2 separate regions of the Homo sapiens genome follow, and region 1 is linked to region 2. The links are chromatin loops, found by intact Hi-C in ENCODE. Cell type or tissue: chondrocyte. All regions are shown on one strand. Links, peaks and the distances in the headings refer to the core of each region. The heading gives the core; the rest is flanking DNA.

What was found. Hi-C counts contacts between places; a loop is a spot of excess contacts. Peaks named below come from ENCODE experiments on the same cell type or tissue, not always from the same donor. Only the 100,000 strongest peaks of a DNase experiment are listed, where the experiment ranks them.
Region 1: it touches region 2 in a loop (5-fold over the local background); 2 of 110 quality-filtered maps call a loop at or near these places.

The regions. Positions count from the first base shown.
Region 1 is chr5:101,938,707-101,946,909 of GRCh38, forward strand. No RefSeq gene overlaps it. Among named protein-coding and RNA genes, the nearest start is that of SLCO4C1, 350 kb to the right of the region's middle. In chondrocyte, for the core only: a CTCF peak has its summit at 3,702 (motif pointing right); no DNase peak of the experiment used is centred there.
Region 2 is chr5:102,507,880-102,516,082 of GRCh38, forward strand. It overlaps LOC124901036 (a long non-coding RNA gene), which reads right to left and starts at 4,082. Exons shown (of 2, transcript XR_007058893.1): 1 at 3,971-4,082; 2 at 1,552-2,612. In chondrocyte, for the core only: no CTCF peak of the experiment used is centred there; no DNase peak of the experiment used is centred there.

The sequences.
Region 1 (8,203 bases), core at 1,890-5,889, 570 kb before region 2:
TGTACATTGATTTTGTATCCCAAAACCTTACTAAGACTGTTTATCCATTCTAGAGCCTTTTGTCAGAGCTTTTAGGATTTTCTGGGTACAAAATCATAACATTAGTGAAGAGAGATAGTTTGACTCCTTCTTTTCCTACTTGAATGCCTTTTATTTCTTTCCCTTGCTTGATTGCTCTGGCTAGGACTTCCAGTACTATGTTGAATAGGAGTGATGGGAATGGACATCCTTGCCTTGTTCCAGGCCTCAAGGGAAATAGTTCAAACTTTTGCCCACTCAGTGTAATGTTGGCTGTGGGTTTGTGATAGATGGCTGTTATTATTTTGAGGGATCTTCTTTTAATGCCTAGTCTGTTGAGAGTTTCTACTTCGAAGGGATGTTGTTTCTTATTTAATGCTTTCTCTACATCTACGAAGATGATCATATGGTTTTTGCTTTTGATTTTGTATACGTGGTAAATCACATTTATTGGTTTGTGTACATTGAACCAGCTTTATATCTCAGAAATAAAACCTACTTGGTCATAGTGTATATTAACTTTAAAAAAAAAACTTTTATTTTAGGTTCAGAAGTACATGTGAAGGTTTTTAACATCATAGGTGAACTCGTGTCACAGGGATTTGTTGTGCAGATTATTTCATCACCCACGTATTAGGCCCAGTACCCAATAATTATCTTTTCTTTTCATCATTTAGCTCTCACTTATAAATGAGAACATGTTGTATTTGATTTTCTGTCTCTACGTTAGTTTGCTAAGGATAATAGCCTCTAGCTCCATTCATGTTCCCAAAAAAGACATGTATTAAGTTTTTTTATGTGCTGCTGGATTCAATTTGCTAGTATTTTGTTGAGGACCTTTATGTGTATGTTTGTGAGGGATATTGGTCTGAAGTTTCCTTTTTTCGTTGTGTCTTTGTCAGATTTTGATATCAGGCTGATGGTGGCTTCATAGAATGTGTTAGGGAGGAGCCCCTCCTCCTCAATTTTTTGGAATAGTTTTAATATTGTTGGTATATTGGCATTTCTTTGTGTGTCTGGTAGAATTTGGCTGTGAATTTATCTGGTCGGGGCTTTTTTTTTTGAGGGGGTGCTCCTTATTACTGTTTCAATTTCAGAAGTTGATATTGGTCTATTCAGGGTTTCAATCTGTACCTCATTTAATCTTGGAAGATAGTGTACTTCCAGGAATTTGTCCATTTCCTCTAGATTTTCTAATTTGTGTGCATACAGTTGTTCATAGTAGTCTCTGATATCTTTTGTATGTTGTAATATCACCTTTGTCATTTCTGATTGTCCTTATTTCGATCTTCTCTTTCTGTTTTATTTTGGTTAGTTTAGCTAGGGGCCCATCAGTCTTATTTATTTTTTTCAAAAAAACCATCTGCATTTCATTGATCTTTTGTATGGAATTTGCATTTCAATTTCAACAAGTTATTCTCTAATTTTAGTTATCTATTTTCTTCTGCTAGTTTTGGGTTTGGTTTGTTATTTTTTATTCCAGTTCCTTTAGGTGTAACAATAGATTGTTAACTTGAGACTTTCTAATTTCTTGATGAAGGAGTTACGAGCTATAAACTTTCCTTGTAACACTGCTTTTGCTGCATCCCAGAGATTTTGGTAAGTTGTGTACCTATTTACATTAATTTCAAGTTTTAAAAAATGTTTGCCTTAATTATGTTTACCCAGGAGTTATTCAGGAGTAAGTTGTTTAATTTCCATGTATTTGTATCATTTTGAGAGATACTCTTGGTATTGATTTCTATTTTTTATTGCACTGTGGTCCAAGAGTGTGTTTGGTTTGGTATGATTTTAATTTTTTTGGATTTATCAAGGCTTGCTTCACCACCAAGCATGTGGTTGATCTTAGAATATGTTCCATGTGCAGATGAGAGGAATGTATATTCTGTAGTTGTAGGGTAAAGTATTCTGTAGGTGTCATTAGGTACAGTTGGTCAAGTGTCAAGTTGAAGTCCAGAGTTTCTTTGTGAGTTTTTTGCCTCCGAGATCTGTCTAACACTGTCAGTGGGGTGTTAATGTCTCCCACTATTATTCTGTGATTGTCTAAGTCTTTTTGTTGGCCAGGAACCCATTTTATGAATCTGGGTGCTCCAATGTTGGGGGTGTATATATTTAGAATAGTTAAGGCTTCTTGTTGGATTGTACCCTTTATCGTTATGTAATGCCCTTCATTGTCCTTCTTAATTTTGATTGGTTTAAAGTTTGTTTTATCTGATACAGGAATAGACTCCTGCTCTTTTTGGTTTTCCATTTGCATGCTACATATTAGTCCACTCTTTTATTTAGCCCTTGGATATCATTATATGCGAGGTGGGTCTCTTAGAGACAACAGATGTTTGCGTCTTGTCTTTGTATCCAGTCTGACACTGTGTCTTTTAAGTTAGACATTTAGACTATTTATACTCAAGGTTAGCATTGATATGTGTGATTTTTATCCTGTCATAGTGTTGCTAGCTGGTTGTTATGTAGACTTGATGCGTAGTTGCATTTTATAGTGCCTGTGGGCCGTATGCTTAGATGTGCTTTTGTGATAGCAAGTGTCCTTCTTTAGAATCCATATTTAACAGTCCCTTAAAAACTTCTTGTAAGACTGGTCTAGTTGAAACATATTCCCGCAATATTTGCCTGTCTGAAAAGGATTTTATTTCTCCCTCACTTATGAAACTTAGTAAGGCAGAATATTAAATTCTTGGTTGGGTTTTCTTTTCTTAAAGGACACCGAAAATAGGCCCTCAATGTCTTCTGGCTGATAAAAGTTTCTGCTGAGAGGTCTTCTGCTAGCCTGATGGGGTTCCTTCTTTAGGTTACCTGAACCTTCCTCTCTAGCTACTTTTAAGATATTTTCTTTTTCACTGGCCTTAGTGAATCTGATGACTATGTGTCTTGGGGATGGTTGCCTTGTATAGTATCTGGCTGGAGTTCTCTGTATTTCTTAGATTTTCATGTCAACCTCTCTAGCAAGATTAAGGAAATTGCTGTGGAATATATCCTCAAATATAATGCTCAAGTTGCTTATTCTCCCTTCTTCTCTCTCAGGAATGCCACTGAGTCACAGGTTTGTCTCTTTACATGATCCTGTATTTCTCAGAGGTTTTGCTCATTTTTCTTAATTCTTCTGTCTCTATTTTTGTCTGATTTAGTTGATTTGAAGCATTAGCCTGAAGACTCTTTCCTCAGCTTGGCTATGCTGCAGTTAATACTTTCAAATGTATTATGAAATTATCATACTGAATTTTTCAGCTCAAGAAGCTCAGTTTGGATTTTTCTTAAAATGGGAGTTTCATCTTTCAGCTCTTGAATAGTTTTACTGTATTGTTTCACTATGTTAGATTGTTTCAAGTTTCTTCTTGATTTCAATGAGCTTCCTTGCCATCCAGATTCAGAGTTCCATGTCTGTTATTTCAGACAATTCAGACAAGTTAAGAACCATCACTGGGGAGCTAGTGGGCTCATTTGGAGGTAAGGGAACACTCTGGCTTTTTGAATTGCCAGAGTTATTTCACTGATCCTTTCCCACCTGGCAGGGCTGGTATTTCCTTAGTTGTGGTGTAAACTGAGAATTGCCTATTGCCTTCATTTTTGGAATTTCAGAAGACTAATGCTTTGTACAGATTCTTTGTTGTAGCGTTCTTGCTGTTTCCAATGAGAGAGAATTTTTGATGTAGTTTGGGCTGCGATCCAATAGATGGCACTTGAGAGCCATAGGCAGTTCCTAGCCACACAGTTCCTTTGTATATCTTCACATTTGCAGTTGTGTTCTGCAGTGCGATGGGGATAGAGGTGACACCCTCACCAGATCTGCTCAAAGGCCCCCGGGGAGCTACCCCTGATCACCAGCAATCTTCTCATGATTTTCTTTCCTGTTGCTGTTAGGTCTTTCAGGCCACAGGGCTCCCTTGGGGAGAAGTCCCTTAGAGAATCAGGCCACACCCCAACCGAGTGGAAGGAGGCACAGCCAGGTCCCACATCAGCCCATCAAACTGTGCAACCCAGCTCTTCCAGTTTTCTGAGAGTGTGACTCCTGCCCCTTTCAAATGCAGAGCACAGCTCGCAGCTCAGTACTTCTGAGCCACAGGCCATAGCTCTAAGGTACTAGGACCCTCTCACAGCTCCCTCCTCCGGTCGCTTGGAGTTGGGTTTTGGGTGCAGCCTGACATCTAAAGGACATCTACGTTGCTGGAAAGTATGTAGGTGGAGCAAAGCAACTGAGCTGGGAAGCAGAGGCTGCATTATATACACACTTGTATGGAGTAGCCAGGCAGTGGCCCTAGGAGAGGCTGGCGGATAGGTGGGCCTGCAGGAAAGATAAGTCCCAGTCCCAGGGAGAAACTGGCCTGGCTTTCCCCATAGCCATAAGCTGGGGCCACAGCCTCTCAAAGGTAGATGGGCAGCCCTAGGGGATGGGTGCTTACAGCTGAGCTTTGCCAGAGCTGATCCACTCAAAGGTCCCCAGCTTTGTGCTTGCTGCAGCTCCATCTCCATCTAATCTCCAGGGAGAATCCCCTGCCGGCTCACACATTCATGGGCTGTGGGGTCACTGCAGCTAGGATTCCAAAGGTTTGCAGCAAGAGTGAACAGTCCCCCAGTCCCTTCACTCATCCATACCCAGGCATCTTTTGGAGCAGTGAACCAGACGTAGCATTTAGATAACCACATAGGGTTCCTAGTCTCCTCTCTCATCAGCATCAGTGACTGTGTCTTCACCATCCACATTTGGCATTTTCTCCCCAAAGGTCTGTACAAATTATGTTGGTATGGCCAAAATCCTGGTTTCTCTCTGTGAGAGTGGCGCTTCCCAGTTGCATCTAGTTACTTATCTTAAACACATAACCACATTTTCTTTATCCAGTTGACCATTGATGTACACTTGGGTTAATTCCATGTCTTTACTATTATGAATAGTACTGAGATAAACATATAAGTAAAGGTATCTTTTTTATGGAAAATTTATTTCCTTTGGGGTATGTAATCAGTAATAGGGTTGTTCAGTCAAATGATAATTCTATTTTTAGCTCTTCGAGAAATCTTCTGATATAGTTTGGATATGTATCCTCTCCAAATCTCATGTTGAAACGTGATCCTCAATTTTGGAGGTGGGGCCTACTGAGAGATATTTGGGTAATGAGGTTGGATCCCTCAGGAACAGCTTGGAGCCCTCCTGGAGGTAATGAGTGAGTTCTTGCTGAGTTCAAAGGAGATCTGGTTGTTTAAAAGAGTGTAACACTTCCCCATCAATCTTGCTTCCTCCTTTGCCATGTAACATGCTGACTCATTTCCCCTTCCCCTTATGCTATGATTGTAAGCTCCCTGAGGCAGATGCCAGCACCAAGCTTCCTTTACAGTCTACAGAACCATGAGCCAAAATAAAACTCTTTTCTTTACAAATTGCCTAGTCTCAGGTATTCTTTTATAGCAGGGGTCCCCAACCCCTGGGCCATAGACCAGTACAGATTTGTGGCCTGTTAGGGACCCTGCCACAGAGCAGGAGGTGAGTAACCAGCAAGCATTACCCCTGAGCTCCGCCTCCTGTCAGATCAGGGGCAGCCTTAGATTCTCATAGGACTGTGAACTCTACTGTGAGCTACACATGCAAAGTATCTAGGTTATGTTCTTTATGACAGTCTAACTAATGCCTGATGATCTGAGGTGGAACAGTTTCATCCCAAAACTATCTCCGCAACTCTGCCCTGTTCATGGAAAAATTGTGCCAAAAAGGTTAGGGACCACTGCTTTATAGCATCTCCAAATGGCTTCACACAGAGGCTGAAATAGTTTACATTCCTATCAACAGTGTATAAAGTGTATATTCCCTTTTCCCTGCAACCTCGCCTATGTATGTTATTTTTTGATGATGTTATTTTTTGATGGTTATATTTTTAATAATAGCCATTCTGACTGGTGTGAGACGTTATCTTATTGTGGTTTTGATGTTTATCTCTCTAATGATTAGAGATGTCAAGCATTTTTTCATCTTTTTTTGGCCACATGTATGTCTTCTTTTAAGAATTGTCTGTTCATGCTCCTTGCTCACTTTTTAATGGGGTAATTTGTCTTTTATTGTTGATTTGTTTAAGTTTGATTTGTTTCATTTTATTGATTGTTTCCTTTGGTGTGCAGAAGCTTTTAAGTTTGATGTAGTGCCACTTACTTATTTTTGCTTTTGTTACCTGTGCGTTTGGTGTCATGTTCAAAAAAATCAGTGCCAAAACCAATGTTAAGAAGAGTCTTCCCTATTTTTTCTTATAGGAGGTTTACAGTTTCTATCCTTAAGTATTTAATCCACTTTGGGTTGATCTTTGTGTGTGGTGTAAGATGAGTCCTATTGCATTCTTTTGCATGTAGATATCCAGTATTTCCAACACAATTTATTGAAGAGGCTACCCTTTTCTCATTGTATATTCTTGGCGTCCATGTCAAAATTAGTTGACCTTATATGCATGGGTTATTTCTGGGCTCTCTATTCTGCCCCATCAGTCTATGTGTCTGTTTTCATGCCAGGACCATACTTCTTTGGTTACTATAGTCTTATAGCATAATTTGAAATCAAGAAGTGTGTCTCCAAACTTGCTCTTTTTTTGTCAAGATTGTATTGGCTATTTGGGGATTTTTGTGGTTCCATACCAATTTTAGAATAGGTTTTTCTATTTCTGTAAAAAAAGTCATTGGAATTTTGATAGAGATGGCATTTAATCTGTAGATCTTTTTTGGTAGTATAGACATTTTAACAATATTAATTCTCCAATCCAGTACAGTCTGCTTGCTGCAATTCAGACCATCTTCACGGCTCCTTCATGAATCATGTTTATCTAAAATAACCCAATAAATGTGCACTTGAAACCTGCCAACTGATTTTTTTATAAAGTACAACATGTTTAAATTCCCCTCAGGTAACCTATTGTCTTAAAAAATGCTCCTATAATATGAAAAAAGTCTTACTGGTACAGTTAATCACCATGAGTTATCCATTCCACATAATTTATTGCTAGGTTTCCTAGGTTTTTTTAGAATTTAATTGTGATGGAAGATGTGATCACAAAATAATGATTACATTTGACATTCTGTTGTCTCATAATACATCTGTTTAGCCCTTATTAATTGCATAAATTTGAGCCAATCAATCTCTAAATAAAATTTGTTCATTTGTAAAAGGAGGACAATAATAGTTGCAGATTCATGGAGCTCTTGGGAAATTATAGAGAAATAATCCAAGTAAGGTAGTGACCACTGAATCTGGTACAAGGTATATACTAAATAAATGGTGCACATAGTCTTGTCTTATTTTATATTACATCATGCATAAAATGCATACAAGCATCATGAAACTCAAGCACTCATTACTCTCTTGGAAAATATTATTTATAATTTATTTTTATTTTTTGAGATGGAGTTTTGCTCTGTTGCCCAGGCTGGAGTGCAGTAGTGCAATCTCAGCTCACTGCAACCTCCACTCCCAGATTCTAGTGATTCTCCTGCCTCAGCCTCCCAAGTAGCTGGGCTTACAGGCATGCTCCACCATGCCCAGCTAATTTTTTTTGTATTTAGTAGAGACGGGGTTTCACCATGTTGGCCAGGCTAGTCTCGAACTCCTGACCTCAAATAATTCACCTGCCTCAGCCTCCCAAAGTGCTGGGATTACAGGCATGAGTCACCACACCTGGCCTGGGAAATATTATTAATAGTAGTTACTTACTTGTTATTAGAGACATTATTAAATTTTAGTTAAGACAATACTTCAATGTATACAAATGCCCATATATACTCTGTATAACATGATTACATTTTTAAAAGATAATATATTCTAAATAACTTTACTATGACTATAAGAAGTTATAATTTAAGTAACACATAAAAGTAAATTGAAATGGTATTTGTATAACTATAACTCAATCTTAACATTCATAATGGTCAGAATTATTGTACATAAATGTAGCTTTATGAATGCAGTTAATTTGACTTAATTTGCAAATGAGCACTTTTAAATAATGATTTTGAATGTTCATATAATAAAGAAAAGGAACACACCATTCTCTAACATTTTTAAATAAAATATTCACTTATAGGGTTAATTTATTGTCAAGATATAAACAAAAAATACATGTGATTATCTAATGGAATATAAATATTATAATTATATATCAAGAATTCTGTAGGAACTCTCAGGAGAGTAGACTATACATCTATACCC
Region 2 (8,203 bases), core at 2,571-6,570:
ATAAATGTGCTAAAGAGAAATACAGAATGCAATGAGAATATACAAGAAGATCTGCCCTAAGTTAGAGGATTAAAAAGGATTCCCTCAGAAATCATTTAAGCTAAGATCCAAAGAATGATAAAGAATTTTCTAAGCCAAGGACTAGGTATAAGAAGAACAGAGGGAACAGCTTATATGGCAGAAAAGAACATTGCACCTTCAAGGAATTGAGAAGGGGCCAATGTAGTTAGAGTCAAATGCACATGACCAATGTTACCGTGGTCATGTAAACATTAGAGGCTTTAATCTGCAGAACAATGGAAATTCATCAGTGACTGATAACACCATCACACAGCATATGTATTTCTCTTGCATTATTCTAGCTATAGTGAGCAACCAGTAAGAGGATTGACATGGGCAAGAAAACATATAGGGTGATATAGTTATCTTACTGAGATTTCATACATACTCTATGAAGATAACTATTTTGTATAGTCAGATCTCCCTCTAGGAATATCCAAATCTCTTCATCACATTTATTTTCCCTTCTCCAACCCTAGGAGGGAGAGAACATGTATTGTTCTCTAAATGTTCTCCTCAGAGAAACTCTTAATATTTATGCAGTCACCTTGTATAATTGTGAGGCTTTTAGGCCTTTTGAAACTAAAGCTAGGAAAACTCAATTTATTGTGTCAGCGAATTAACCTCTTCATAACTTTCCTCTGTGGTAATGAGCAAACAGCAAGCTTTTTCCTTTTATGGGAAAAAGAAAGGAATAAGAAAAGGAGGAAAATATACCAATATTTATTAGCTATTGCAAAAATGTCATCCAAGTATAGATAATTCTATATATTCAACAAACTTCAAACATAAATAATATGGTTCTGATAATGAATTCCAATTCCTTCTTATTTAAATAATAGAAGTCTTAAGACAAATGTACACAAGTGAATGGTATAAAATTGCTGTTATACATTTTTTGTCATCTAAAAAAGTCATTTATATACAGTTTGACCAAGAGTTTAGAATTTCCATGTTCTTTACCTATAATTTTTTATAAACTCACATTTTAAGAACCAAGGCATTATCAAGTGTATTTCAATACCTCTAGCCCTATAAACATACCTGTCTCAAACCTTTAAAAAACTAGATATTATGAAAGTCATCTTCTTCTAGGTATCTGTAAAGTGTTCTCTCATTGCACTGGAAGAGTTTTCTAGCCATGTTTCTTAGGACTACAACTTTTTATCGGAAACGATCTAAAAAACATCCTCCACTGTGCGGAGATCATTGATTTAGATGCTTCTTTTACTACAAAGTTTAAATCTAATATGCCCTCCCCACTCCCTACCATGTAGTGGCCCATTATATAAAGGCTATGTACATCACTAGTCTGCAATACAAGTAATCCAAGTCTGCATCCTGCTTGGATGGAGGAAACCCAGAGCTTTACCAGTTTCACTTTCTCCATGAATTTCTTGGATGTTTCTGAAGGATATTAACGTATTTTATAAATCCCTAATGTGAACCTATGATTTTTTAAAATGATACAATCACCACCCATACAAAAAATCAGTAGGGTCAAATATTTATTTATCACATTAATGAGGGTATCAGCAAGATCATGAGGCTGGTTCCAAAGTAATTGGGGAAAGCAAAGTATTTATAGTGGCTTAAAGACAGAAGAGTTGAGTAAGAATTCTAATTTAAATTGGCTAATGCTAATATTAATTGGTTAATATCTTATCAGGCATTAAAACTGTAACTTTCAGGAGTCATCTCTTTTTACAGGAAATCACTTGCATCTCTTGAATAAAATTCATTTCTATTACTATCAGAAAAGAGTCATTTGTATCAGTTTTCATACGTTAGTGTCTACCTTTACAGAGACAAAAAAAATTCTGTTCATTTCTAAATAGAAAGTCAAAGAAAAGTACTAACCCCTAGAGAATCAGATAATGCCATGTAGCCTCTGCTGGACAGTACCCAGCACAAAACTGAAAGAATATCCGATAATCTTATTTGCCTGTTTCCAAGGTTTTGATAATTTTTCTTAACATTTGCTTAATATCTGAGCTGCAAATTCCAGTAAGAAAGACACAGTACACATCTTCTGAAGCTTGCCACTAACTGACCTGAAACTAGCCGTGTCCAGGTTGTTACCCTTCTCTCCCAACAAATTAATCCTAAGTGTACACTCCAGCCAAAGTAGCCTACCATTTTGATTTGTCCAGGTCTGAGCGATTTCCTGAAATATTATATTTTTCAGTTCAAAAGTGGGAAATCCCAGGCAAACCAGGAGAAGTTGGTCATCCTAATACAAGCCTCTTCCTTAATTCCACAAAGAACAAGGAACCCCAAAATGTAATGTAACATAAAGCTAAATTTTACTTAAACCTTTGTGATATTATAATATAGAATTACCATATCAAAAAGAAGAGAAAAACTCAAAACCAGACATTACATACTCCCAGCACCCTCTGGGTCAAAGCATTCCAATGGAACTCCTTGAGGATATCTCCGCCCCTAGTCTCCAAACTCTTGCCACATTAGATTTAACTTCTCCACACACAGGAGTATCCTTCAGCATAATTGTCTGGACTAGGATGCAGAACCAGGACTCCCCAAGGACTCTAGAAGGAGATAAAATGGGGAGTTTTTTTATTATTCTGAAAGAAAACAAATTTCAGAGAGGTGACTTCATTGCTAAGTAAGAAAAAAGTTTATTTATAATGTGGAATAATTCCACTTTTTATTATGATATATTTCTGTTCCAGAATGGGATATTAGCTTACCTTAGGAACAGCCCTATTAAAATGTTTATATTTCTCCCCTAAAACAAAGAATATAACTGATCTCAAAGGTAAATTCAAGTTTCTCCACTTATAGAAACAAAAAATTCCTTGCAGTTTTGAAGTTGCAGAATTTTCCCCCACTTAATATGTGGTAATTTGTATTTTTCAAAGATGGCTGCAATAATATAACCTGCCGGTCATGTCCTCTCATGATGTGACATTGATAGCTCCCCATCAAAAGGTGGCATCTGTGTGTCTTCCCCTTGAATCTGGGCTGGCTTGTGACTACAGCCAAAGTGATGCATTCTGCCTTCTGATGCTAGGTCATAAAGGAATTTGAGACCCACCATCCTAAGTTAAAAATATATATACATAAATTCAAAAATAATTTTTAAAAATTGTGACACGGACATGACAAGCTAAGAATTGTGTTCACATACAGAAGTAGATAGGAATAAAAGATTTCTTGGCTCTAACCATCCCTAATTATTCTTAATACTTTCACCTGAAAATTCAATTAGGTCCTCCTTCAATTTTGTTGAAAGCAAAATATTGGAAATCGCCAAACTTGCAGAAATATTTTTAATTATTACCATCATTCGTTATTTCAACACTAACAACACCATTTCATATAGTTGCTTTGTTTGGCACAGGAACATTTATGCATTTAGTGAAAACAGCACAGTAAGATTCTGGATGAGTAAGAGGTGTGCCTTATATTGGAGTGTGGAAAAGAAAGGCTGTGAAAAGAGAGAGGAAAACAGGCATGACACTCTGGCATGACCCCTCCTCCAGCCTCAAGTTCTCAGGCACAGTACACGCGGAGTTCAGGTTCAGAAAATGGATTTCCTTCAAACAGTCCACAACTTTAAAAATGTTCATGTCTCAGGTTTAGGCCGCTGTATTAACTTACTTTTTTCTTAAAACAATGCCATGAAGTAGCTGCTTTTGATCTATTTTACAGATGAGAACATTTAGACAAAGATAATATTACATTACTTGCCCACGGTCACAAACTTACCAACTGGCAAAACCAGGATATACATCCAAGTTATTTCTAAAGCCCATATTCTTCGGCATTATCCAGTGTGCCCCTCAAACACTAAATATACAAACCACATGTCTTAGTCTGCTCGGGACAGTACAACAAATTACCACAGACTGGGTGGCTTAAACAACAGGAATTTATTTCTCACTGTTTTGGAGACCGGCCAAGTCCAAGATTCTGGTGCCAGCATACTCTGTTTCTGGTGAGGCCTCTCTTCCCGGCTTGCAGATGTCCATCTTCTCACTGTGTCCTCACATGGCCTTTTGTGAACATGAAGAATAAAGAGATCAGTAGATGCACATGAAGAATAAAGAGATCTTTCTCTCTTCCTCTTCTTATAAATCCAAAAGTCCTGCTGGATTAGGATACACTTTTCCCCCTGCTTATGACCTTATTTAACCTTGATCACCTCCTAAAAGTTCTGTCCCCAAATATCATCACACTATGGGTGAGAGCTTCAACATATTAGTTGGGGGTTGGGGATACACAAGCATTCAGTCCACAAAACTACATATCAGAATAAAAGAAAAAGTAGGAAGAAAATGATGTTAAGTGAAAATAAAGGAAATTACAACTGTCAGGAAAGAAGGCCCAGCCACAAATCAGCATCTTTCTTTCCCAGTTCTTGCTCTGAGATCTCATCTGTCCTATTGTCCCAAGAGCAGAACTAAAGAAAAAGTACAATTAGTGTCCTTTGGGAGATGCAAACCCTGAATCAATGTAATTGCAAATCATGGAAGATGTTTTCCTTCACTCACAAGGAAAGAAGTGGATTAGCTCCCTGCCATTTTTTTTCCCTCAAATAAGAAATGGCAATTTTACTTACATTTTCCTAATTTACTAGTTTTTCTTAGCAATCTGTTCTTTCTTTAAAAAAAATTACTTCAAAAAGAGTTCATTTTAAAGTGCCAATAATCTTTAAAATTTAATATTTGAGTAGTAAATTGAACTAAGCTCTCACTTGGAGTAATATTTTTTTTCTGCACCACAGTAAAAGATAAGTTGGTTTTAGAAATGGAATCTTCAGGTTCATGCTTCCATTAATTTCTGAATCTGTGTTTTGATACATGAATTTATTAGATGGCATTGGTATAACAAGTCCAGAACCTTAGCTGAAAGTGTACTATGAATCTAGGGTATTCCACAGTAAAATAGCATCTCTAGGGAAATCATCTTACTGTAAATAATATTAACCTTACGAGCATAGGGAAACTCCATTATCCACAGTCTCAAAGACAGTAGATTTAGCCACAATCTAGTGCATCTCAATAGCAATTCAACAGACTATTGCAATTTTTTGTTGCAAAGCAGCTCTCACTAAGAGCTCAGGTAAAGACTCACTTGTCTGAAATAATGAAAAAAACAATTGGCCAATAATGATACGAGCCACAGCATGGTAAGTATTGCTTATATACTGTGCCTGATTTTGTCACAATTTCTGCACATGCCCATGCTTGTCTATGAAGAAAGAGAAAGAGAAGGAGAGAAAGAAAGAGAACAGGACATTTTGAGCCTAAAGTGAGCGGACAGTGTGTTTAAAAGGCTGATACATTGCATGTAGTGAGAATCAGGCTCGTTATTCCATTACTTTCAGATTTGGGATGCTATTGTTTACTTGTGTGTCCAACAGGGCAATAAATCTTTTTACCTATAAACAACGTAGAGATATGTATTGCTATTTAAATTTCTATTTTTTGTTTCTTTACGTTTGTAATTTTTCCTAGAATGTCAGAGCATTAATGTTGTCAGTTGAAATTCCTGTTCTGCTACTACTAATTTTTAACACTTCAGAACCTGTTTTCTTATCTCTACAATATGGACAGTAATGCCTTACTATGACTTTGTACTGGGTATGAATTAAAATTAAGTGTATGAAACATCTACTACAGTGCAAAGGACTCATAAATAAGGATGATAATGGTCATAACTAGGATCAACTATAAATCTATAGGCCAAGTCCCTCATGCAGTACACAGCACAGAGTTGGAGCTCAGTATAGGCATATGTACGCGTGTTGTTATTCAAGAGGCAGGGCACTTCCTGGTCAAGTTTTAATTTGGACACAAAAGATACACTAATGTGAACTCACGTATTGGAAATCTTCGTTCTGTTGTGAACAGAAAAAAGCGACTCTCCCACCTTGTCACTTCTGTAGTATGTGCAGTCCAGTGTCTTATTCATGTACAGATCATAGAACCAGGGCCACAGATCTCACTGTGAAGATGGGTATAATGATATGGACTAAGGCAAGGTTTAGGAACAGTCCAGTAGATCGAAGCCAGGAAAGAAATGTAGTGGGCAGAGTTGTGACAGACTGAAGCTTACAAGAGCTTGGTCTGGAGTTCAGTAGAGGCATAAGCAATAATATTAATAGTTCAGATCTAAAGAATTGTTTCAGAAGTAAATCCCAGCATTAAAAATCCCATTCAAGATTACTGATATTCTTTTTTGCTCTTGGGTTCTAGGTGCAAGGTTTGCTGGGTTGGGGTGAGCCACCAAATGGTAAGACCTCAGTCAGGGGGTATTGATATGAGCTCAAGTTGGAGAAGGGCTTTAGGAAAACCCATCAGGTGTCAATACACATTAGAAATCAAGTCTTCCAAAAGAGAATGGGAGTCCTTTGGATCATCACCTGTCGCTATGGTCTACGCAAACCCATGAAGTTATGGAGAAAGAAGTGTGAATGTACTAGAGTATGAATATGTGTGTGAGTATATTGTAGGCAACCAGTACTGGTATATCTTTTAAACAGGAGTGAATTAGCCTAAATGATCAGGGATTAATTGGAGACCTTAGTATATAAAGGGCCTTGAATGTTGAGAGACAAATCTCCATGGGTCTCTCTCATTTCTGCATATCTTATATGAAATGAACACATTGAATAGACTGTAAATGTTGAAGAGTTTAAACAAGTTAAGGGTATAGAAGCATGATTCTAAACACCTGATGTTAAGTATTTGATGAAGATAATGAAAAAAAGCATTTAATTTTAAGATAAAATAATTTTTTCTGTGACTACTTATTTGCAATTTATCTCAAAATATACAATATGAAGAATCCAAAATGGCAGTTTAATCTAAAGAATAAAGGAAGTTCCTGGTATTGAATAACATATTCTAAATGACAGTGAAAGATTTATCAGGTAATTGGCAGAGTTCAGATAAAAATAGGAACATTTAGCTCCAGCTAGGGAGAAGCCAACAAATTAAGATGAATAATGATTTTTTAAATGAGATTAAATTTGGATTTAATATAGTTGTTAAACAAGAATAGGGCAAGGTTTCCTTGGATATGGAACATGCTGTCTATTCTGTTATTTAAGGTCTAAAGCTTATTAACTTTTGGACAGAATTCTGCTTCTACAGAGGCTACATATCGCTTTTAAACGTTTCTTTTTGTTCGTTTGTTTTTGCATGAACCCATCATCTCTCATTTATTTGCATTCCCTGGCATCTTATTAAAATCTAACCTAATTGAAGTGTTTGCTTTGGAAGCCAGTGCTAATCAGGCAAAAGAAACTTCATACTGACAGTTTTCCAATACCTGCGTGTCATACGTCACTAAACCCAGGTGAATTTCAAACCAAAGTAGGCAGTGTTTCAGCAGCACTGTCAGAAGGTTTCACTCCTGAAATGTCAAAGGACAAACATTAGCGATATTTTGTGAAAGGAAAAATAAGTGCATGTAGTTTACCGCAAGTTTAACAAGTTTAACTCTTGACAAAAGGAAAAAAATAAATATTAAATGTATATATTGAATTAACAGGTCACACTGGAAAGGGGTGTGTGCATGTGTGCGTGCGTGTGTGCATGTGTGTGTGTGTTTATTAAATGCTATGGTTCTAATAGATGAAAAATTTCTCTCAGAAACACGTTATCTTGTTCTGCAAAAACATCCTCACATTTTTCTAAAGCCTCTGGCCAATCGACATCACACTCATGAAATGTGACAGTTGGCTTTTCTGTCTTGTTTTTAAGTAAACTGATATCAGTTTTAGTTTCTTTTTAATTTTAACTCTTGTTTTTACCCATTGGTTATGATTCTTAATAATCACTTATCTATTCATTCAGTAAGATCCTTTACATAAAAGACAATATATTACAATATATTACAGTGATTAAGAATATGGGTTTGAAAATCCATCTGCCTGGCTGTGTATCTTGACTCCATTATTTACCAGTTCTATGCAGTGTTTTAGTGCCTTGGTTTCCTCAAATGTAATTAAAGGATAACAATACTATTTATCTTACAGAGGGCTTGCTGTATTAATTGATGCATGCATCATTCCTAGCCTAAAATGCTATAGGAGGAAAGGATAGGAATGAGAGTTAGGTCAGTGCAAAGCTAAAAGGACTATGGACTGGGTAGATTTCCTTGGAAC